Regions from separate parts of the Homo sapiens genome. Here region 2 is linked to region 1. The links are chromatin loops, found by intact Hi-C in ENCODE. Cell type or tissue: CD4-positive, alpha-beta T cell. All regions are shown on one strand. Links, peaks and the distances in the headings refer to the core of each region. The heading gives the core; the rest is flanking DNA. Region 1 overlaps FBXW8 (F-box and WD repeat domain containing 8). Region 2 overlaps RNFT2 (ring finger protein, transmembrane 2).

Region 1 (12,602 bases), core at 1,733-9,732:
GAGCGGATCTGTGATCCATTTGTCTCAATATGTCTTTCCCAGCTTTTAAATCACTCTTGTGGCATGTTATGTGAGATTTTCATTAAGGCAAACAGTTTGTATTTTATGAAGACATAAAAAAGTCAAGCAAAGATAATAAGTGTTGGCACAGACAGGCCCTGTTCTCATTCTCTTTTTCTAAATCCCTTATTGTGAAGAAGGGCTTTGGCCACACATAATCTTCCTTCCCCACCATATAGTACCTATTTGTTACTTAAGTTGTCCTGACATTGTTTTTTTTTTTCTCCATGGCCAACACATTTAATTTTAGCTTCTGTAAATTCCTTCAGCTTCTGTCCCAAAAACCACTTTGATGAAGTCTTCCTACTTTGTTACAGAGGTACATTTATATATTTATTTACTCTACAATAAGATCAGTTTTCTTTTTGGATTAGGAAGATGTCATGAACTACAGCCTCAGACTGTATACTTAATGCCATAAAGTAGAAAGCAGAACACTTAAATTTCTTAGTTTGGATCAGCTATGGAGTGAGACGCCTTAGGGAACTTCCTGCCTATGGGAAAATAAAACAAACCTTGGACTTTAAAACTCAGTAGTAGAGGAGTCCTTTTCTTTAAAGAAAAATCTTTCTTTAAGCAGCATTCCTTAAAGAGCACCTTTTGAATAGAAATTCCACACAGTCGGATTATTTTAATATTTTGTGGCATGCAGTGCCTATGAAAAAAAGTATTTCTGCTTTAAACAAGATGTACCCAGGAGGCAGGCTTTTCTTCAGTTTCTGTTTCACTGGCTATGATTTAGAGGTGAAAGCCCTTCTTGGGAGTGCTGCAGAACTAGTTTTAGAAAGGTTGATGGTCCAGATACTTGCGATTCTGTCCATTAAGTTATCGATGCTCGTTGCTAAAATGTGGGCCTGCGATCAACTGATATGCAGCTCCTTTCTACCCACGGATGCTACAGTTTGGTGTGAACTCCGGAAGGTACTTAGATCATTCCAGCTTAAAGGGATCTCTGCCTAGAGTGTCAGAAGACACTTGAGGACAGAAGGCTGAGACTGGACTGAAAGAGTCGCAAAAGAACTTAAAAATAAAGGAGAGCCTTGACTCTCAAAGCCAATTATGAATTTCTTCTCTGGAGCTCCCGAAGGGCAGGCCCCCTACGAGTCCAGATGCCAGTCCTTCTCTCTCTGCCTCTCTGTTCCCTCGGGGTCTGTTCAACATTACAGATTATGCCAGCACAGAGCACGATGGCCACGTTCTGTGGATCGATAGGATGAAACTTGATCTGTGGGTCGAGAGGCTCCTGGTGGCTCCTCTTTCTAAGAAAACCTTACGTTGATGGCTTAGCATGAGAGACTTCAGTCTTGCTTGTATGTAGAGCATCTTGTGTTTATCATTAAAATTTTATCTGGTGGTTACGATGCTTGTTTTCTGGGTCAGATCTTGAATCCCTTTTCATTTGAGACAGCGGTGTTTGTGGTTACCTCATTCCCAATCAATGTTGAATTCACCAGGCTTTCTACAGTTATGTATCTCCAAGGAGCTTCTTAAAGAGACAGTGGCCAACTCACCCCTTCTTTCTCTTGTACTTACCTCGTGTTTCTCTTATTCTTCTTTTTTCCTTCCCTTTTCTCTTTCTTTTGCACAAGTGGAGTCTGTTCAGAGGCTTAGTTTTATGTACCTAGAGCTAAACTATGAAGCATTTTTGCATTTACACCTATTAAGTACATTTCACATCATTGATGGAGAGCAGAATCTCTTCTTCTCACCTTTTCAGCTCTCTATGTAAATATTCCTAGTTTGGGGCCATGCTGCATAGGCCCAGACTGATATTTATTGCAGTGAACCTCATGATGGACCCAGTCATGGTTCTTCCCTACTCTCCTTTTCACATAAAACCAGTGAAATCTGAAAATAGTCACTCGTTGATAAACGCATTTGACACTCAAATACCCATCATGTGAACAGGACCTGGTGCCTGTCTCCCTGAGGCTTGTTTTTCCAGTGGGGAAACATTCTTTCCAAAGCATTTGATTGTTCACTCTTTTGTCCGTGAGTCTTTGCTTACTCTACAGTCTTACAAATAATTTCTAGTTAACTTTTCCTGACATTCAAAGCTCTTTGACATTTCTTTCCAAGCTACCTTTTTCCTTATTACACTTTTCAAGTGTACCTTTGTTTTTTCCACACTGTTCTATTTAGTTACCTCTGACTGCATCATTTTTTTAGTTAAGATACAGTCATATGCTGCATAACAGCGTTTTAGTCAATGATGGGCCCCATATATGACATTGGCCATTCATGTACCCTAGGTGTATAGTAGGCTCTGCCACCTGGGTTTGTGTAAGAACACTCTGTGATGTTTGCACAAATGATAAATTCACCAAAGGATGCATTTTTCTGAGTGTAACCCTGTCGTTTAGTGACACGACTGTATAATTCATATGCCATAAAATTCACTCTTTCAAAGTGTACAATTCAGTGATTTTTTCTTAGTAGATTTACAAGGTTGTGCAACCAACACCACTATCTAATTCCAGAACATTTTCATCAACTGGAAACCCAGAACCCATTCTTTAAGGCCTACTCCAGTCCTGTCTCCTCCCAGAGATTTCTCTAGCACTGTAGCCTAGCGTCCATTCTTCTCGGAACTCCTAGAGACGGGACCATCTACAGCTGACAGGGCAACTCATCGTGTGGCCTTGCTGTTTCACTGAAACATTTTTTGTTTTATATTATTATTTTACTTAGAAATAATATTTAACTTTACAGCCATCTACTGTATTTTCTTTCCAGCAATTTGTAAGCATCTTTTTAAAATTTACATTTAAATTTTTATTGTTTTGAGACACAGTCTCACTCTGTCGCCCAGGCTGGAGTGCAGTGGTGTGATCTCAGCTCACTGCAACCTCCACCTCCCAGGTTCAAGCGATTCTCCTGCTTCAGCCTCCCGAGTAGCTGGGACTACGGGCGTGTGCCACCACACCCAGCTAATTTTTGTATTTTTAGTAGAGATGGGGTTTCACCATGTTGGCCAGGCTGGTCTCAAACCCCTGGCTTCAAGAAATCAGCCCACCTCAGCCTCCCAAAGTGCTGGGATTACAGGCGTGAGCCACTGCACCCGGCCTGTAAGCATCTTTTAAAACCATGAGTGGTATGTAATATTTTGTTAAATGTATACTGTTTTATATGGAGTAAGCATTAAAACTTAATACACAGACTCCCCTTGTCCCCTGCCACCTATATATGATGTTATATGGGAAACTAGAGAAATGCCTATGTCTGTTCTCTACTTTCTTAGTTTTCTCAGTTTAGAATCATACATTTTTAAACCTGGAAGGAACTTTAGAGATGATGCGTTCCAAGACCCTCATCTTGCTTGAGGTGGCAGAGGCTCAGGGCCAGGCTGGGTGTGCGTGAGTGGAGCCGCTCCGCTGTGTTTCTGCAGCATCCACAGGCAGGGCTGGCTGGTGAGGCTGCCGTTTCCAGCCCTCATTTGCTGCTCTGAAGCTTTGGCTATTATAGCATCATTTTGGTTTTTCTTTTGTGGCATGTGTCTATTTAAAAACAAAAGCAGCCGGCTGGGCGCGGTGGCTCACGCCTGTAATCCCAGCACTTTGGGAGGCCGAGGCGGGCGGATCACAAGGTCAGGAGATCGAGACCATCCTGGCTAACACGGTGAAACCCTGTCTCCACTAAAAAATACAAAAAAATTATCCGGGCATGGTGGCGAGTGCCTGTAGTCCCAGCTACTCAGGAGGCTGAGGCAGGAGAATGGCGTGAACCCAGGAGGTGGAGCTTGCAGTGAGCCAAGATCGCGCCACTGCACTCCAGCCTGGGCGACAGAGCAAGACTCCATCTCAAAAAAAAAAGACAAAAAAACAAAACAAAACAAACAAACAAAAAACAAGAAAAACAAAACCAGCCGGGCATGGTGGCTCACGCCTGTAATCCCAGCACTTTGGGAGGCCTAGGCGGGCAGATCATGAGGTCAGGAGTTCAAGACCAGCCTGGCCAACATGGTGAAACCCCATCTCTACTAAAAATACAAAAATTAGCTGGGCGTGGTGGCGGGCACCTGTAATCCTAGCTACTTGGGAGGCTGAGGCAGGAGAATTATTTGAACCTGGGAGGCAGAGGTTGCAGTGAGCTGAGATCGCACCATTGCATTCCAGCCTGGGCGACAGGGCGACTCTGTCTCAAAAAAAAAAAAAAAAAAAAAAAGAAAAAGCAGTGGTAAAAACCATGTTGTTTTGCAACCGTGTTAGAAAGTAGAGAAGAGAAAGCCACTCAAATTCTAGCATGGAACACAACCTTTATTAAGGTCTCCCATGTGTCTGGTTTGGTTTTCAGTCTGTTTTTCTATGCATGTTTTTTCATAGTGTGACTGTAGCCTTTGTTAGATTTGTGGCCTTTTCCCTCACCAAACTGATGAATTTTTTTCATGTTGCATATTTTTCATTACTTTCTTTGACTTGTTGCAAAAACACTTTGGATAATTATACCCCAATTTCCCTATTTATTCCCCTAATAGTGGACATTAAGGTCATTTCCTGTGTTTTGTTATATGTATGTTATGAATATTTTATGTATAGATGTCTGCAAATTTTTCTCCTTTTTAGCATTACAAATCTTTATTTTAAAATGATTAGACACATGCTACTGTAGAAACTTGAAATTCTATATAAGTATATAAAATAAAGAGTTAAAGTTCTCTCATTATCGTCTCCTAGTCTTGCAATCCTGATTGTTTTCCTAGGCTAGAGTCCTGTAAGCAGAATTACTGGATTTAGGGGAATGAATTTTTATTTTCCAGATTAATAAATTATTTAAAAGTGCTTTTGTAGCCCTCAGCTTCTTTGCAATCTAACCTTTTGACTTGAAGTCTCCAAACCATCCCTGCCATCTTCCTGTTAGTGCTGTACATAGTGAGAGCCCGTGCCTCCTGCCCCTCTTCCTTCCTCCCCGTCTAACCTCCCTCCAGCTGGCTCCATCCCAGCCCCACTGTGCTGCACTCTCAGAGGTCACCCGTGATCTTTTGGTCAACAAACCAATAGCCTTTTCTTGGCTCGTCCTCTCCAGCCTCTTGGCAACATTTGGTGCTGTTGACTTTCCCCTCTTGAAATGGGGGGGGGGGGCCCTGTATTAAGCATCTGTATGCCCTCAGAGTCTAACATCTTTCCCAGGACCCAGGAAACTTTGAGCCAAGTGTGTAAGAAAGGAAAACTCCCCTTCGGCGATTCCACACTCTCTGGACTTCCATTACCTCCGTGAGCGCCTTCTCTGGCCCTCGTTCTTGTCTTTCTCTGCTGTCACTTGACCACTTAGCAAGGATATGCAGCAGCGCAGAAAAGACCTGCACCAGTTGTTTTCTTTGTTGGAGAGATAAGTGGACGTGCCTTCAACTGCGACTGAGACATTCAGACACAACTTTTACTTTGCTTTTTCAGCGAAAATTTCTCATTTCTGTAACTTGAGAAAAATTTATGTTCATAAGTCACCAGTCTCTACAGAATCAGTCACCTGTCTTTCTCTCAAAGTTCAGCGCCTGTCTGCATTTGTATCTGTGATCTGCTGGACCTCCTGAAATGCTAGCGAGGTTTAGTGTGTGTTTTCCTTGTGTTTTAGCACAGAGTTTGTCTAGAAAGTTAGTTGATAGTAAGTGCTCAGGAAACATGTCTTTTGTTTGTTTCTTTGATTTATTGTGGTAACAGCTCTTAGAATTTTAGAATGTTTTGAAAATTGTATGTTTATCCTTGAGGAGAAAGAGTAGAAGAAAGGGGCATATGGAAACATCCCTGTTCTGTTTTGTGATGCTTAGACTGTTCTCGTCTTCCTTCTCCCCAGTTGCCCTCTGGAAGTTAAGTGTTGCAATCAGATGACATCATGAGTTCAAAAAAGACAGTATAAAACCTGAGGTGCAGGGCTAGGTGTCGTTTGCCATAAGTAGTGAAGGAGAGCCACCTAGTGAAGAGTGCATCTCAGGTAGAACCAGTAGCTCCTTGGAGGCCTTGTGCCAGCTCTGCTAACCATTAAGCCATTAGCTCACCAGAAGCTTTTATCAGATGCCCAGGAGTATGATGGTGTTTTGCAATAAACTCTCTCCTCATTGTTACTTGAGATTCATAAGGCTAAAGCATTCTAGTTGGCATAAGAAAACACACTTTTCTATTCATATGAGAGGACATTTTCTCTCTTTTGGTTTTAAAAAAAACACCAAGCAACCTGTTTGTGTTGAGGTTTTTTTCATTACTCCTAAATATTTTCTCCCCTGGTTTCCGCCTTTTTAGCATACCGTTCCTGCCTTTGCTGGAAGGAGCAGGGCTGTGTATCCATGCTTCTCTTCTGCCTAGTGTGGTTGGAAGGAGAACTGTATCATTTGCTGCAAACCATTAGCGCTCTTCTTACCCTAAAAACACTCAGTTGTCCCATTTTTGCTTCATTCCTTTTGAGGCAAGTGTGCCCAAGTAGATACAAAACAAAACTGCCCATACCTCTCTAGCAACCAAGTGATCTCTGGCTGCTGCTTCAGCTGCCAGACATGGCCTGATTCAAATATGTTTTTATTTTTCTGAGCCCCATTCATACACCCTGGCGTCAGAGTGAGAGGGTTTGCAGTTCTTTGTAGACAGAGAGCAAAATTTGGAGCTTCAAATTTATATATGTAAAAATTGGTGTCTGAATCTTTGGTTGGTTCAGTTTGCCTGTTGGCCCTTCAGTGGAATTTTATCATTGTTTTACAATTAAGAAGTATTGGAAAATATAATTTTAAACAGGGCAGGCACAGTGGCTCATGCCTGTACTCCCAGCACTTTGGGAGGCCAAGGTGGGTGGATCACTTAGGGTCAGGAGTTTGAGACCAGCCTGGCTAACATGGTGAAACCCTGTCTCTACTAAAAATAGAAAAATTAGCTGGGCATGGTGACACGTGCCTGTAATCCCAACTACTCGGGAGGCTGAGGCAGAAGAATCGCTAGAACCCAGGAGGTGGAGGTTGCAGTGAGCCGAGGTCATGCCACTGCTCCCCAGCCTGGGCAACAGAGTGAGACTCCATCTCCAAAAAATAAACAAAGTCATCTAAGGTAACTTGAAATACCTTGCTTTTAGCTATGTTGTCCTCTGCTTTTTCCAGTAATTACAAATGTACCTTGTTATTAGCCGGGCACAGTGGCATGCCTGTAATCCTAGCACTTTGGGAAGTCAAGGCAGGTGGGTCACTTGAGGTCAGGAGTTTGAGACCAGCCTGGCCAACATGGCAAAACCCCTTCTCTACCAAAAATACAAAAATTAGCCAGGCATGGTGGTGCACACCTGTAATCTCAGCTACTCGGGTGGCTGAGGCACAAGGATCACTTGAACCCGGGAGGTAGAGGTTGCAGTGAGCCAGGATCATGCCACTGCACTCCAGCTTGGTGACAGCGAGACTGTCTCAAAAAAAATTTTTTTTTAAAAAAGGACCTTTTTATCGACTGTATACCATGCCAAAATATGAATAGTAGCTTTAATGTGAATACGTATATATTTGCCCTGAATTTAAAAATATTTTCTGTTCGGGAACTGAAGCCCTCAAGGATCGTGTTTCCAACACTCGCTTAGTTTTATATGTATGTGTGAAAAATAAATACTGCCTATGGATTACTTTGAGACTGTTGAGATAACAGATGCTTTGTAAATAACATAGGTATAAGGTTGTGTGAGATAAATGTTGCCCATATATACTTACTAAGGACATGCGTTCCATTTTTCTCCTTTTTTAAAAAAACTTTTTCCCCTAACAGTTTTCCTTTAAACCTTGTTTTGTATAGATTTTCTGCTGCTAGTTATTGTGACATTGGACTGTTTCCCATAAGGAACTCGATCATTACCCGTTAGGGACCTCTTTTTAAAAATACTTTTAAATTTATTTATTTTCTGCTGTGAGGTATACATGCTCTTCTGGTAAATAAGTCTGAGGTAAGATATTGATAAGTGACTAGAGGAGAGCATTACATTTATTATATCTTTAATGAAGGAGCTCCAGAATATCCTTGATAAATACTGGTGAACTCATGACTGCATTTATCCATCTCTGGTTCTCCGAGGAATAATGGGAAGGGCCACAGCTACAATAACTCTGCATAATCATCATTGACTCTGACTCTATTGATTGTGATTAACCAAGATGTATGGAAAACAGTTTTAAGTGTGTAGTGCATGTATCTCATAAGGTCCATTAAGACGTTCATTATTTTTCAATTGATGCGTCTTAAGCCCCACTTGATGTTTGTTGTAGTGCATTTCCACAGAAGGATTCTGCACTGTGGGATTGAGTTCATTTTGTTAATTGCATAATACAACCCCATCGTGTTTCATAGAAAATAGTAAATACTCTTGCTTTTATTGATTGGTATTCTTTGATATTACTGAAGAAATACCAAAGAAGCAAAGGAGCAAAGAAATACCAAAGAAGCAAAGGAGCAAGTGAATAGTTCTTCAAACTTTTACATATTAAGGGCACGAATGTTTCTTGAAATGTGGACACTGCAGTTTTAGGAGCCTCTGCCTGATTGCTCAGTAGGCTTTAAACCACTTCCATCTTCTGGGTTTAAGTCAGTAGATTCATTCATTCCGTCAACACCCACTAAGCATGGATGAATACCACACACAACCCCCCTGGTCATGGCGAGTTTATAGGCTGCCAAGGGATCCAGTTACTGGTGTTTACAGAACACTCTGGGAGGTGTTAGGGTTGGGGAGGAGCACGGTGCCATAACATGCTAGGGAGAGGCACCTCATACAGGCTCAGCATCAGGCTAGCTTCCTGCTGGGAAATGACTTTCAACCTGAATCCAGAAGGATGACTAGGACTTGGCCAGGTGGAGTTTTATATGGGGCAGAGATGCTGCCCTCCTCACTCCCCAACCAGTAGTGATCATGAATAACTCATTACTGCATTTGTTTTTCTGGTAAGCTGGATGAAACACAGCTTCAGAATCCTTCTCAACACAGAGCTCTAGGCAACCACTACCATGTACTGGATTTGACACACAAACGAAACCATTTGCTGTTCCTGGCCTGAAGCCTCATAACAGGGCCCCTCTTGGCTGCTCTGGGTGCCTGATCAGAACAGAACTGTGACTTGGTTTGGGAGTGGCTGTTTGTGTATGATCCTGTAGAGAAAGAAGTCTTGCTAACGGTTCCATATGTTCTCCTGCATCCCCTGAGAAGCAGGCATGGGAGGCAACAGGTTGCATCTGCTCAGCTCCCAGTCCTGCTCCCAGCATACTGAGCCTTTTTTGTTGGCTTCTCGCCTTCCAGTTGCAATTTAGTGGTCGAATTGATGGGTTAGGGTCAGGGGCTGTGTCCTGCAAACCTGAGTCATAATATTGAAAACAATAAATTCCTTATATTGCACTTAAATGGGGGTGGTTCTTAAAAGCAGTATTTGTTTAAAGACAGTGTCATCTGAGGAGGCAGAGTGGCTTGTTGGCTAAGCAGTGATTGAGAAAAACCTGGGGCACATTTTGATCCCAGCTGTGCCACTAAAATGTTTCTTGTGACCCTGGGTAAGTCACTTAACCTTACTTCTCAGCATTCTTAAATCAAAACAACCCCCCAGCTTGCTAGGAAGGGCCTTAAAAAATTTTGTTTTTAGCAAATAAGAGCTGACACCTGGAAGCAAAATGGAAACGCTGCTGGATACTTATGAAGAAGAAAGGTTGTTTTTAGCTGTACAGTATTTATTCCTTCTTATTCTTCTAGTCCCTTAGTCCAATAAGTAGTCTGCTTATTGGAAACTTACTAGTTAATGAAAGCTCTTTGGTGGTAAATCATTTTAAATTGTCAATCCCTCTGTCGTGCAGAGCTTGAGAGAGGCTCTATTCCCATTCTTTCAACAAAAAATCAGCTATGGTCTCTGACCTATTTATTTAGAGGTAAACTCAACCTTGCCAAGTGTAGAAAAGACTGGGAAAGCACACAGCTTCACTGGGCTGGGGCATATCCTCATTTGGAAAAGACTTCTTTCTTCTTCAGTTTTTCCTTAGTGTTCTTACATCAGCTAGTATATTAGTTGCAGTTGTACTTTGCACAGACGCTAATTAGAGAGCCATCAACATTGGGTTCCAAAGGCTTACTGACAATGTAACTGTCATAGTGGCATCTTAATTGGTTGAGTGTAATTGTCATTAGGCAGCGATAAAGACATCTGGAGCTCTGGAGAAAAATCAGCCTTTTTTCCTACCTCCATTCGTTATCTGTTCTTGCTGCTCCTGGCCAATGTTGTTAAGCACTTTTAGATCACATTTAGGGTTTGGTCCAGGTCCCTCTGCCCCAACCTGTGTTTTACCCTACCAAAGATGTCTGTTTCCTTAGCACAAGTTCATGAGCATGGAGGCTGCCTCCCATGCTATTGTGGCTTTCACTTAGGTTAGATTTGAGAGCCCGCTGCTGAGTCATAATGCAGTACCTGCTGCAGTAGCATATTTAGTCTCAGTTCCTGTCAATACAGGAGACGTAGAGGCTTTTATATTTTACCTCCTGAGTCATTTTGCAGCAAAACATTTATGTTATTATCATACCTTTTGGTCATGGAGAATGAAGTTAATTTAAATAGATATATGGAAAATTTCATGTTTATTGAAATAATTTAGCTTATCCCCTGTTTTATAGTTTTTATTCAGTTTGGAAATAAGTGGAAGCAGTCTAATGCACATCAGTGTGTACATTCTGGGTGTTTCACTCATCATTACCATTGGAAAGTGGGCAGTGGAAATAAAGAGGTACCCCTCAAGCCAGTCAGGTTGTTACCTGCGGACACCCCCTTTCAGTCACTATTTATGATGAGCTCTGCATAAGGCACTGTGATGGAGGCTATGGCACTGCGGTAGGGCCTTCTTGAAGACTTTACAGTCAAGTTGAGGAGACGATCAATGCATAAGGACTGTATTAGTAAAAGCAGTTTCTTCAGATAAAGGGCATAGTAGTTGAGTCAGAAAGCTTCAGGCTTCAAGGAGGGGAGGGGAGGGCCTGTGTTAGACCTTGAGGGGTTGGTAGGATTGGGCTGGGTTGGTGATTCTCAATCTTGGCTGTATATTGAAAACATTGATGCCTGGTTCTATCCCCAAATGGTCAGATTTATTTGGTCTGGGAGGCTGGAATGCAGTGGCACAATCTCGGCTCACTGCAACCTCCACCTCCCAGTTCAAGCGATTCTTCTGCCTCAGCCTCCCAAGTAGGTGGGATTACAGGCACGCACCACCACACCTGGCTAATTTTTGCATTTTTAGTAGAGACGAGGTTTCACCCTGTTGGCCAGGCTGGTCTCAACCTCCTGACCTCAGGTGATCTGCCCCTGCCCTCAGCCTCCCAAAGTGCTGGGATTACAGGCATGAGCCACCGTGCCCGGCCTGTATCTGCACTTTTTAAAGCATTCCAGGCAAATTTAATGTGCAGCCCAGGCTGGACCCCACTGGGCTGGGAGGTGAGGAGGTGAGGTACTGCAGCAAGGTGGGGCAGAGAATCAGAGTTCAGAGGCAAGAGCATTTGGGATCCTCTCTGGAAGCCGGCCCGTGTGAAGGGAGAGTAGAAAATGAGGCTGGGGAGAGGGGTGGAAGTTAGTTTGTGGTGGGTTTTCAGTAGGTCTCATAATTAAAATTTCATTCAATAAGGTGTTAAGATGTAAGACTTTATAGAGGGTTCTCTGGGTATATGGCAAGCGCTGTTCTAGTCTGTCTGTTCCAGTCATTGCATGCACAGCTATGAACAAAACCCAGACCCTGAGCTCAGAAGCTTCAGGCTGGTAGGGAGATGAACAGTGAGATGATCACAGACATGCACCACTGCCATGACGGAGACGTCCAGGCTGCCGTGAAGGTAGATCGTAGTGCGGTGTAGTGTGGCATGTGAGGGAGAAAGGAAGTAAAGGAAATGGTTCCAGAAGAAAGATTCATGCAGTCAGGTGTTTTGAAGGGCTTGGCTTGTGGGGGGAGGATTGAATGGAAGAAGCTCCGAATCAGGGAGCCTGTAGTAGTCGGGTGTGAATGTGAGGTGTTGGGGGATTTGGACCAGGGTGGCTTCTCTGGGAATGAGCAGAACAGAACAAGCTTGGCACCTGAGCATCTATAGTGGTGCGGGTAGTGGGCCACAGCGGTGTTGAAGGGGCCCCTCTCCTTCTGTACCAGTGACCTGGGACTGATGATCCCATTGATAAAAATAAGGAATTCAGACACAGGCTAGCTTGGCCATGAGCTGAAGCATTTGATTTTAGACGTGTGGAGTCACAGTGTGAGTGGACCAACCTCCTCTGTGGGAGAAAGGCTTGCCCAGGAGCCCCTCAGATATGAATAGAGTGCTGTTATCTGTGGGGTTCCTGCCCTCACTCTCTTCTCTTTCTCTGAGTAAGGAGCGGGCTCAACAGTTTCTGTTTCACAGCTCACTATTGTCTGGTTCAGCAGCTAAAGTACCTTTTTCCCAAGCTTTGTTGTTTTGCTGTCATTTTGGCTCCGAACTCTTTGTGTTCAGGGAGCTGGGGGGCTGGAGCTGAGGCCACCTAAACCGTCTTTCCTCTCCACCCTCGCCTCCCCACTGTGTCCCCTGGGGGGGCACCACTGAAAACAGTGTGC
Region 2 (12,602 bases), core at 1,932-9,931, 200 kb before region 1:
ACAGAGAGGAAGTGGCAGAGCTGGGAATTGAACCCAGCCCTTACCAGACTGCACAGCCCATCCCCTGATCCAGTGCTATAAAGTATCCCCACAGGGACCTAAATCCTGTCCCTAAGTCAGAATGGCTCAGAATTCCCAGAGATTTAGATGGCAGCCCAAATCCCCAAGAAGTGGGATTTTTTTTATTTTTCTCTCTCTTCTGTCAACTCTGAGGGGACCAGGGATGTGCCTTTTCCCCCATGTTGCTCAGCACCTGGGCTAGGCCTGATGAGTCTAAGTGGGTGACATCAGGCCCTTCTCTGTCCCACAGGCATTGCTGTGTGCATCGGGATGGCCAGCACCTTCGCCTATGCCAACTCCACGCTTCGAGAACAGGTCTCACTGAAGGTGAGTCACTTTCCGACCTAGTCTCCTGTGGCTGCTGCAACAAATAAGCCACAAGCCAGGCACAGTCTTCCCGGCAAGTCTCCAGAGTTCATTGTATCATTCTTATGCCTTTGCGTCCTCATAGCTTAACTCCCACATATCAGTGAGAACGTACAATGTTTGGTTTTCCATTCCTGAGTTACATCACTTAGAATAATAGTTTCCAATCTCATCCAGGTCACTGCAAGTGCTGTTAATTCATTCCTTTTTATGGCTGTGTAGCATTCCACCATGTATATATGTATATACATATATATACACCACAATTTCTTTATACACCCGTTGATTGGTGGGCATTTGGGTTGGTTCCACAATTTTAAAATTGTGAATTGTGCTGCTATAAACTTGCGTGTGCAAGTATCTTTTTTGAATAATGACTTCTTTTCCTCTGGGTAGATACCCAGTAGTGGGATTGCTGGATCAAATGGTAGTTCTACTTTTAGTTCTTTGAAGAATCTCTCACACTGTTTTTCATAGCGGTTGTACTAGTTTACATTCCCACCAGCAGTGTAGACGTGTTCCCTGTCCACCGCATTCACACTAGCATCTATTGTTTTTTGACTTTTTGATTATGGCCATTCTTGCAGGAGTGAGGTGGTATCACATTGTGGTTTTGATTTGCATTTCCCTGATCATTAGCAGCGTTAAGCATTTTTTCATGTTTGTTGGCCATTTGTATATCTTCTTTTGAAAATTGTCTATTCATGTTCTTAGCCCACTTTTTGATGGGATTGTTTGTTTTTTTCTTACTGATTTGTTTGAGTTTGTTGTAGATTCCGGATATTAGTCCTTTGTCAGATGTACAGATTGTGAAGATTTTCTCCCACTCTGTGGGTTGTCTGTTTACTCTGCTGACTGTTCCTTTTGCTGTGCAAAAGCTCTTTAGTTTAATTAGGTCCCAGCTATTTATCTTTGTTTTTATTGCATTTCCTTTTGGGTTCTTGGTCATGAAATCCTTGCCTAAGCCAATGTCTAGAAGGGTTTTTCCAATGTTATCTTCTAGAATTTTTATAGTTTTAGGTCCTAGGTTGAAATCCTTAATCCATCTTGAATTGATTTTTGTATAAGGTGAGAGATGAGGATCCAGTTTCACTCTCCTACATGTGGCTAGCCAATTATCCCAGCACCATTTGTTGAAAAGGGTGTCCTTTCCCCACTTTATGTTTTTGTTATGTTCAGTTAGCTGTAAGTATTTTGGTTTATTTCTGGGTTCTCTATTCTGTTCCATTGGTCTATGTCCCTATTTTTTTTTATAGCCCAGAGGTCTTTTTTTTTTTTTTTTTTAACACCTATTATGCCATGAATTCACAGGGAATAGGTTCCAGCAGCTCAGGCTCCTTCCCATTGGCTCTCACAAAGTGTGCTTCTCTGGGTGGAGCAGGCTGGCGCTTGAGTTGAACCCAGGTACCTTTCTCTTCCGCTTCTTTCTTTTTCTGATCATTTTCCTTCATGCATTTCAGGAAGCTATCTCGGCTCTCAGAGTGCTTAATGTGCTCAATATGCACATTAATTCTCTCGGCAAGAATCTTGCCCTTAACTTGTTTGTTTACAACAATGCCAACAGCATGCTGGGTAACATTGTAGACTCTTCCAGTTTTGCCATGGTAACACTTACGGGGCATTCCTTTTTGAACAGTACCCATTCCCTTGATGTCTACGATATCACCTTTCTTATAGATTCACATATACATGGCCAAAGGAACAACTCCATGTTTTCTAAAAGGCCTAGAGAACATATATCGGGTGCCTCTCCTCTTTCCCTTTGTGTTCGTCATTTTGGCGAATTACTAGAAGATGGCAGTTCCGGCTGAAAGGAAAAGATATGTCCTTATTTTTGTACCAGTACCATGCTGTTTTGGTGACTATGGCCTTATAGTATAGGTTGAAATCAGGTAGTGTGATGCCTCCAGCTTTTTCTTTTTGCTTAGTCTTGCTTCAGTTATGTGGGCTCTTTTCTGGTTCCATATGAATTTTGGAATTTTTTTTTTCTAATTCTGTGAAGAATGATGGTAGTATTTTGATGAGGATTGCATTGAATTTGTAGATTGCTTTTGGCAGTAGGGTCATTTTCACAGTATTGATTCTACCCATTCATGAGCATGGGATGTGTTTCCATTTGTTCGTGTCATCTATGATTTCTTTCAGCAATGTTTTGTAGTTGTCCTTGTAGAGGTTTTTCAACTCCGTGGTTAGGTATATTCCTAAGGTTTTTTTTTGTTTTTTGTTTTTTGTTTTGCAGCTATTGTAAAAGGGGTTGAGTTCTTGATGTGATTCTCTACTTGGTCGCCGTTGGTGTATAAAAGAGCTACTGACTTCTGTACATTAATCTTGTATCTGGAAAGTTTGTTTTATATTGGCTGTGGGTTTATCATAGATGGCTTTTATTACACTAAGGTATGTCCCTTGTATGCCATTTTGCTGAGAGTTTTAATCATAAAGGGATGCTGGATTTTGTCAAATGCTTTTTCTGCATCTATTGAAATGATCATGTGATTTTTGTTTTTAATTCTGTTTACGTGGTGTATCACATTTATTGACTTGTGCATGTTAAACCATCCCTGCATCCCTGGTATGAAACCCACTTGATCATGGTGGATTATCTTTTTGGTAATTTGTTGGATTCGGTTAGCAAGTATTTTGTTAAGGATTTTAGCATCTATGTTCATCAAGGATATCCATCTGTAGTTTTCTTTTTTGGTTATGTCCTTTCCTGGTTTTGGTATTAGGGTGATGCTGGCTTCATAGAATGAATTAGGGAGGGTTCCTTCTTTCTCTATCTTGTGGAATAATGTTAAAAAGATTGGTACCAATTCTTCGAATGTCTGGTAGAATTCTGCTGTGAATCTGTCTGGTCCTGAACTTTTTTTTGTTGGTAATTTTTAAATTACCATTTCAATCTCGCTGCTTGTTATTGGTCTGTTTAGGGTATCTAGTTCTTTCTGATTTAAGCGAGAAGGGTTGTATTTTTCCAGGAATTTATCCATCTCTTCTAGGTTTTCTAGTTTTTGTGCATAAAGGTGTTCATAGTAGCCTTGATTGGCCTTTTATATTTCAGTGGTGTCACTTGAAATATCTCCTGTTTCGTTTCTTAGTGAGGTCATTGGATTTTCTCTCTTCTTTTCTTGGTTAATCTTGCTAATGGTCTATCAGTTTTATTTATCTTTTCAAAGAATCAGCTTCTTGTTTCGTTTATCTTTTGAATTTTTTTGTTTCAATTTCATTTAGTTCTGCTCTGATCTTGGTTATTTCCTTTCTTCTGCTGGGTTTGGATTTGGTTTCTTCTTGTTTCTCTAGTTCCTTGAGGGGTGACCTTGGAGTGTCAGTTTGTGCTCTTTCAGTCTTTTTGATGTAAGCATTTAGGGCTATGAGCTTTCCTATTAGCACCACCTTTGCCATATCCCAGAGGTTTTGATAGGTTGTGTCATTATTGTCATTCAGTTTGAAGAATTTTTTAATTTCCATCTTGATGTCATTTTTGATCCAATGCTCATTCAGGAGCAGGTTATTTAATTTCCATGTGTTTGCATGGTTTTGAAGGTTCCTTTGGGAGTTGATTTCCAGTTTTATTCTGCCGTGGTCTGAGAGAGTACTTGATATAATTTCAATTTTCTTAAATTTATTGAGGCTCGTTTTGTGGCCTATCATATAGTCTATCTTGGAGAAAGTTCCATGCGCTGTTGAATAGAATGTGTATTCTGCGGTTGTCAGATGAAATGTTCTGTATGTATCTGTTAAATCCATTTGTTCCAAGGTATAGTTTAAATCCATTGTTTCTTTGTTGACTTTCTGTCTTGATGACCTGTCTAGTGCTGCCAGTGGAATACTGAAGTCCCCTACTATTACTATGTTGCTGTCAATCTCATTTCTTAGGTCTGTTAGTCATTGTTTTATAAATGTGGGAGCTCCAGTGTTAGGTGCATATATATTTAGAATTGTGATATTTTCCTGTTGGACAAGGCCTTTTACCATTATATAATGTCCCTCTTTGTCTCTTTTAACCACTGTTGCTTTAAAGTTTGTTTTGTCTGATATAAGAATAGCTACCCCTGCTTGCTTTTGGTGTCCATTTGCATGAAATGCCTTTTTCCACCCCTTTAAGTTTATGTGAGTCCTTATGTGTTAGGTGAGTCACCTGAAGGCAGCAGATGGTTGGTTGGTGAGTTCTTATCTATTCTGTGATTCTGTGTCTTTTAAGTGGAGCATTTAGGCCACTTACATTCAATGTTAGTATTGAAATGTGAGGTACCATTGCATTCATCATGCTCTTTGTTGCCTGTGTACTTTGGTTTTTTCATTTTTTGTTTTTGCTTTTTAACTTGTATTTTTGTTTTATGGTCCTGTGTGATTTATGCTTTAAAGAGGGTCTGTTGTGATGTGTTTCCAGGATTTGTTTCAAGATTTAGAGCTCCTTTTAGCAGTTCTTATAGTGGTGACTTGGTAATGGCAAATTCTTGGTAATGGGTGAATTCTCTTAGCATTTGTTTGTCTGAAAATACTGTATCTTTCCTTCATATATGATTGTTAGTTTCACTGGATACAAAATTCTTGGCTAATCATTGTTTTGTTTGAGGAGGCTGAAGATAGGGCCCCAATCCCTTCTAGCTTGTAGGGTTTCTGCTGAGAAATCTGCTGTTAATCTGATGGGTTTTCCTTTATAGGTTAGCTGGTGCTTCTGTCTCACAGCTCTTAAGATTGTTTCCTTCGTTTTAACTTTGGATAACCTGATGACAGTGTGCCTAGGCAAAGACCTTTTTGCGATGAATTTCCCGGGTGTTCTTTGTGCTTCTTGTATTTGGATGTCTAGGTCTCTAGCAAGGCCGGGGACGTTTTCCTCGATTATTCCCCCAAATATGTTTTCCAAGCTTTCAGAATTCTCTTCTTCAGGAACACTGATTATTCTTAGGTTTGGTCATTTAACATAATCCCAGACTTCTTGGAGGCTTTGTTCATATTTTCTTATTCCCTTTTCTTTGTCTTTGTTGGATTGGGTTAATTCAAAGACCTTGTCTTCGAGCTCTGAATTTCTTTCTTCTACTTGTTCAATTCTATTGCCGAGACTTTCCAGAGCATTTCGCATTTCTAAAAATGTGTCCAAAGTTTCCTGAATTTTTAATAGTTTTTTCTTTAAGCTATCTATTTCCTTGAATATTTCTCCCTTCACTTCTTGTATCATATTTTGGAATTCGTTGCACTGGGCTTTGCCTTTCTCTGGTCCCTCCCTGATTAGCTTAATAACTAACTTTCTGAATTCTTTTTCAGGTAAATCAGGGATTTCTTCTTGGTTTAGATCCATTGCTGGTGAACTAGTGTGATTTTGGGGGAGTGTTGAAGAGCCTTGTTTTGTCATATTACCAGGGATGGTTTTCTGGTTCCTTCTCATTTGGGTAGACTCCGTCAGACGGAAGGTCTAGGGCTGAAGGCTGTTGTTCAGATTCTTTTGTCCCAGGGGGTTTTCCCTCTTTTTGGTACTCTTCCCCCTTTTCCTATGGATGTGGCTTCCTGTGAGCCAAACTGCAGTGATTGTTGTCTGTCTTCTGGGTCTAGCCACCCAGCGAGTCTACCTGGCTCCAGGCTGGTACTGGGGGTTGTCTGCACAGAGTCCTGTGATGTGAACTGTCTATGGGTCTCTCAGCCATGGATACCAGTGCCTGTTGCCATGGAGGTGGTGGAGGGTGCAATGGACTCCGTGAGGGTTCTTAGCTTTGGTGGTTTAATGCGCTATTTTTGTGCTGGTTGGCCTCCTGCCAGGAGGTGGCGCTTTCCAGAGAGCATCAGCTGTGGTAGCGTGGCGAGGAACCCGTGGAGCTCTAGAACTCTCGAGTTTCTATGGCCTTTGTCTTCCGCTACCAGGGTGGGTAGGAGGGAAGGACCATCGGGTTGGGGTGAGGCTAGGCGTTTCTGACCTCTCACTCTCCTTGGGCGGGTCTTGCTATGGGTTAAGTAGATGACATTCCCAGGTCACTGGTGTTGTGTACCAAGGAGGATTATGGTTGCTTCTGCTGAGTCATGCAGGTTGTCAGGGAAGTGGGGGAAAGCTGGCAGTCACAGGCCTCACCCAGCTCCCCTGCAAAACGAAGGGCCGGTCTCACTCCCACCATGCCCACCACAACAGCCCCCAGACCATTTCCAGGTGGAGAGCGATAGGGGCTTGAAAACCTGCCCCAGACTATCCGCCTCCCAGCTGCCAAAGAAGAGGGTTTAGTTCGTGCCGCCGCTGTGGAGTCTGCACACTGGATTTGCACCCTCCCCTGAGTTCTGGCCAGGAGGCTTCTTACCCTGTTCAAATTGTTACACAGTTCAGCTAGAGATTTGCTTCTCCCTGTGGAGTTTTAGCCCTTGCTCCTACCCATTGGATCCCCGTGGTGCCAGACAGGAATGGGCTGCTGGGGGACCCAGTGAGCTCCCAGGGCCTTGCTGCTGCTTCCTCTACGCCTGTATTTTGCTTGGCTTTCCAAATTGACTCAGCGCCAGATAAAGTTGGAAACTTCTCCTGCAAACAGACCTTCAGCTTCCCCCGTGAGGGTGAGTGTTCGGGAGAGGAGGGTCTCCCTTTCCCACTTCCGCAGTTGGGGCATTCGCAGTTTTGGGGGGCTCTCCTGGGTCCTGCAGGAGCAGTCCGTTTCCTTCAGAGAGTCTGTGGGTCCTCTCGGGATTGCTGGTTTGTCCTTGCAGTCAATCTGGTGCTAAAATTCACAATGCGAGCTGCCGCCCGCTGCTCTCTCTGGAGCTGCAATCTAGTCCTGCCTCCCATCCGCCATGATCTCACCAAAACCTCTTCTTTTATTTCATAATTTTTAGAGACAGAGTCTTGCTCTGTTGTCCAGGCTGCAGTGCAGTGGCATGACCATAGCTCATTGTAGCCTCCAACTCCCGGATTCAAGCAATCCTCTGACCTCAGCCTCCTAGGGAGGCCATTCTTCGGTCTATCACCCCTGGGTAGATCCCTGAATGTTCCTTCTTTCTCCCCTCCAACAGCAGCATCTCCTCCACGTACACCTAGCCCAGTCCCTTTACGCCGCAGACATTCAGCTCATTAGCTCACTTTCATTTTTTGTTTTTTTCTTTTTGAGACGGAATCTTGCTCTGTTGCCCAGACTGGAGTGCAGTGGCATGATCTTGGCGCACTGTAACCTCTGCCTCCCAGGTTCAAGCAATTCCTCTGCCTCAGTCTCCCCAGTAGCTGGGACTACAGACACACACCACCACGCCTAGCTAATTTTGTATTTTTAGTAGAGACGGGGTTTCACCATGTTGGCCAGGCTGGTCTCAAACTCCTGACCTCCGGTAATCCGCACACCTTGGCCTCCAAAAGTGCTGGGTTTACAGGCGTGAGCCACCATGCCTGGCCCCATTAGGTTACTTTCATTCCACCTTCATGCTTATGGCCATTCCTCTTATGCTGCTGGGTGGACATAGAGCTTCACCACCATCCTCCTGCATGTCCTCTGTGTCTGCTGAGCACTAACTGCGTGCCCGGCACAGTACTGAGCCCATTGCTCATCTCAGCAGGTTCATCCCAGCAACCTGGGAGGGAAACAAAATCATTTTTCTGTCATTTTCCCACTGAGGAAACAGTGGCTCAGAGACACTAAGTTCCTTACCTGAGGTCACACAGCCAGTGCAAGTGATGGCATCATGATTTGCACCTGGGTAGTTGAGCCCGTGCTCATTCCAGGTTCAAATCCCTGCTCCTCCACCCACCTGCAGACCCTCAATTAGGTTACCTTGGTGATCTCAGCCTCAGGTGCCGCCTCTGGAAAAGAGCCTGTTGGCACCAATTCACAAACCCATTGAAAGGATTGAATGAAATAGTGCATCCAGGCCGGTCGCGGTGGCTCACGCCTGTAATCCCAACTACTCAGAAGGCTGAGGCATGAGAATCATTTGAATCTGGGAGGCAGAGGTTGCAGTGAGCCGAGATCACACCACCACCCTCCAACCCGGGTGACAGAGTGAGACTGTCTCAAAAAAAAAAAAAAAACAGAAAAAAAGAAAAGAGCCAGGCACTGTGGCTCATGCATGCAATCCCAGCATTTTGGGAGGCCAAGGCAGGTGGATCACTTGAGGTCAGGAGTTTGAGACCAGCCTGAACAACGTGGTGAAACCCCGTCTCTACTAAAAAGATACAAAATTAGCCAGCCATGGTGGCTCACACCTGTAATCCCAGCTACTTGGGAGGCTGAGGCAGGAGAATTGCTTGAACCTGGGAGGTGGAGGTTGAAGTGAGCCAAGATTGTGTCATTGCACACCAGCCTGGGTTGAGATGGTTTGATGGTTTGAGATGGTTTCACTCCATCTCAAAACAAAAAAAAAAAACAAAGAAAGAAATAGTGCATACAAGGTGTTTAGCACAAGTACTGGGTATGGTGGCCTATGCCTGTAATCCCAGCAACTCAGGAGGCTGAGGCGGGAGGATCCCTTGAACCCAGGAGTTTGAGACCAGTCTGGGCAACATAGCAAGACCCCTTTCTTCTCTACCAATTTTTTTTTTTTTTTTTGAGATGAAGTCTCACTCTGTCACCCAGGCTGGAGTGCAGTGGTGCAATCTCGGCTCACTGCAACCTCTGCCTCCCAAGTAGCGAGATTACAGGTGTGCACCACCAAGATTACCAAGTGATTCTCCTGCCTCAGCCTCCTGAGTAGCTGAGATTACAGGTGCATGCCACCATGCCTGGCTAATTTTTATATTTTTAGTAGAGATGGGGTTTCACCACGTTGGCCAGGCTGGTCTTGAACACTTGACCTCAGGTGATCCGACCACCTCAGCCTCCCAAAGTGCTGGGATTACAGGCGTGAGCCACCATACCTGGCTTGCAAAAGTTTTTTTAAAAAGTTAGCCAGGTGTGGGGGCATGTGCCTGTCATCCTAGCTACTCAGGAGGCTGAAGCAGGAGGATTGCTTGATCCCAGGAGTTTGAGGCTGCAGTGAGCTATGATTGCACCACTGCACTCTAGCCTGGGCAACAGAACAAGACCTTCTCTGTTTAAGAAAAAATAAAAAGAAGGCAATGTTTAGCATGGTGCCTGGCATGTAGGAAACATTTAATTGAGCTAGTTTTCAAAAGTCTGTGCTTTCAGAAAAAAAAAAAAAATCTCATCAGAAAGTGGCCTAAGGATGTTAATAGGCAATTCTCAAAAGAAGATATACAAATGGCCAACAAACTTATGAAAAAATGCTCAGCATCACTACCGATCAGGGAAATGCAAATCAAAACCACAATGCAGTACCACCTTACTCCAGCAAGAATGGCCATTATCAAAAAATCAAAAAATAATAGATGTCGGCATGAATGCGGGAACACTTCTGCACTGCTGGTGGGAATGTAAACTAGTACAACCACTATGGAAAACAGTGTGGAGATTCCTTAAAGAACTAAAAGTAGAACTAGGTGGGGCGCAGTGGCTCACGCCTGTAATCCCAGCACTTTGGGAGGCTGAGGTGGGTGGATCACAAGGTCAGGAGATCGAGACCATCCTGGCTAACACAGTGAAACCCCATCTCAGTTAAAAAAAAAAATAACAAAAAAAAAATTAGCTGGATGTGGTGGCAGACGCCTGTAGTCCCAGCTACTCGGGAGGCTGAGGCAGGAGAATGGCGTGAACCTGGGAGTTGGAACTTGCAGTGAGCCGAGATCGCGCCACTGCACTCCAGCCTGGGTGACAGAGCGAGACTCCATCTCAAAAAAAAAAGGGGGCGGGGGGGGAAAGAACTAAAAGTAGAACTACCATTTGATCCAGCAATCCTACTACTAGGCATCTACCCAGAGGAAAAGAAGTCATTATACGAAAAAAATACTTACATACTCATGTTTATAGCAGCACAATTCACAATTTCAAAAATGTAGAACCATCCCAAATGCCCATCAACCAATGAGTGGGTAAAGAAACTGGTATATGTATATGATGGAATTCTACTCAGCCATAAAAAGGAATGAATTAATGGAATTCGCAGCAACCTGGATGGGATTGGAGACTATTATTCTAAGTAAAGTAACTCAGGAATGAAAAGCTAAACCTTTTGTATGTTCTCACTCATAAGTGGTAGCTAAGCTATGAGGATGCAAAGGCATAAGAATGATACAGTGGACTTTGGGGACTCTGGGGGAAAGAGTGGGAAGGGAGTGAGGGATTAAAGACTACAAATTGGGTTCAGTGTATACTGCCCAGGTGATGGGTGCACGAAAATCTCACAAATCACCACAAAAGAACTTATTCATGTAATACCACCTGTTCACCAAAAACCTATGGAAATAATTTTTTTTTTAAAGTCTGTGCTTTCTCCTGCACAGGTGATCCCATAATAATCACCAGCTTCACTGACCCTTCTATAGCATCGTCTGCTTTCTCAAAAGCACTTGGGCCTCCATGCAGCATGGAGGACAACCCAGTCTCCATTTGCACATGAGCACATTGAGGTTCGGAGTTGGGGACAGAGTCAGAGGTCCTTCCTGACCCTTAGTCTCATCTTCTTTATGCAAACTCCTTTCTGCTGTTGTTAAAACAGTAGGAGGGGGCAAGGACAGTGGCTCACGCCTATAATCCCAGCACTTTGGGAGGCTGAGACAGGTAGATCACCTGAGTTCAGCAGTTCGAGACCAGCTTGGCCAACATGGTGAAACCCCGTCTCTACTAAAAATACAAAAATTAGCTGGGCATGGTGGTGGGCGCCTGTAATCCCAGCCACTTGGGAGGCTGAGGCAGGAGAACCACTTGAACCCAGGAGGCGGAGGTTGCAATGAGCTGAGATTGCGCCACTACACTCCAGCCTGGGCAACAAGAGCGAAAGTCCGTCTCAAAAACAAACAAACAAAACAGTAGGAGGCAGCTTTGGGGGCTAGGTCTGTCTCAAATGCAGTAACATCCAAATGGCACCTTGACTTAAATTTTAGGAGCTGAGAGGATCTCTGTATCCATGGACGGGCCTCCAGGGGTCCTTGATGCTCATGAAGACACAGGTGACACTTTGCCTGTATGTGCGTATCTTCCATAAGAGCAGGTCTACATGGCCCTTAGTAAGCTTAGGCGTCGCAGCTGATTAGGAGAGAACTACCTCCTTTGTCCTTCAGTTTCTGTCTTCCCAGAACATTGCTAATTCCCTCTTCCTATTCCACCTTTGGTTTGGATTCATAGAGAATTAAACTGGAATCTATTATTCATTGGAGTAAAAAGAGCTGCCAGGTGGATTAATCACATTGATAAGAGCAGTTGGTTGGTTGGAGGTGGTTTCTAGCATCATTAACCTTGACTGCTCCTGGAATAATGGGTGGATGGAGATGCATTTGTTTCGTCCACTCTCTGGAAATGTGCATCATAACAGTGCGTGGGGCACTGAGCTGTGTCTGGAGACACTGTGTATTGAGCATTTACCGAAACCACAGGGAAGGTTACACTGGGAAAGTTATGACCTCATCTTATTCCAGCAATGCAGCCACTCCAGTCTGAAAAAAGGCACGAGCTGTTGAGAATCAACAGCAGAGGGATCTGCCTATGTGTCCCAGGGTACATAGGCAGGAACACGCCCCCCTTTGCATCTCCTTCAGACATTTCCTAGGATTGCTGTCAGGCTATGAAACTGCTGGGAAACAGCAAACTGAGGATTTCCAATTTGTCTTCCTGGGGACTAGACAGGAATGAGGCTGAAGAAGGAGAAATGGGGCTGGATTGTGAAGGGCTTTGAGAATTAGGTATATAAGCTTGGATTTAATTCTACACTGTGGCATTCCATGGAATGGTCAGTCCAGGGCAGCGGGCCAGAGGTCTTCCCTAGAAAAAGTGAAAGCAGAAATTTCCAGCCTCTAGATCTGAATCTTCTGCTGGGTTGTAAACTCTTAATAATCAGTCCTACCCCTTAGCAAGCTTTAAATATGAATCTGTACCAGACTGAATGTTTGCATTTAAAAATTTGACTTTTGCCTGTAATTCCAGTGTTTTGGGAGCCCAAGGCAGGAGGATCACTTGAGGCCAGGAGTTCAAGACCAGCCTGAGCCAAATAGCAAGACTCTGTCTCTAAAAAAAAATAAAAATTTTTTTTTAATTAGCCAGGTATAGTGACACCTGCCTGTGGTGCTAGCTACTTAGGATGCTGAGGCAGGAGGATCACTTGAGCCCAGGAGTTCAAGGTTACAGTGAGCTATGATCACACTACTGTACTCCAGCCTAGGGAACAGAAAAAAAAAT

The links. Peaks named below come from ENCODE experiments on the same cell type or tissue, not always from the same donor. Only the 100,000 strongest peaks of a DNase experiment are listed, where the experiment ranks them.
Region 2: it touches region 1 in a loop (2.9-fold over the local background); 2 of 110 quality-filtered maps call a loop at or near these places.

The regions. Positions count from the first base shown.
Region 1 is chr12:116,949,911-116,962,512 of GRCh38, forward strand. The region is part of intron 4 of FBXW8 (F-box and WD repeat domain containing 8); the gene reads left to right. Among named protein-coding and RNA genes, the nearest start is that of FBXW8, 45 kb to the left of the region's middle. In CD4-positive, alpha-beta T cell, for the core only: no CTCF peak of the experiment used is centred there; a DNase peak (open chromatin) is centred at 5,961.
Region 2 is chr12:116,753,674-116,766,275 of GRCh38, forward strand. RNFT2 (ring finger protein, transmembrane 2) reads left to right here. Exons shown (of 11, transcript NM_001382266.1): 5 at 311-387. It also overlaps the pseudogene RPL21P105. Among named protein-coding and RNA genes, the nearest start is that of RNFT2, 22 kb to the left of the region's middle. RefSeq lists enhancers at 5,948-6,532, 6,058-7,257. In CD4-positive, alpha-beta T cell, for the core only: no CTCF peak of the experiment used is centred there; a DNase peak (open chromatin) is centred at 6,218.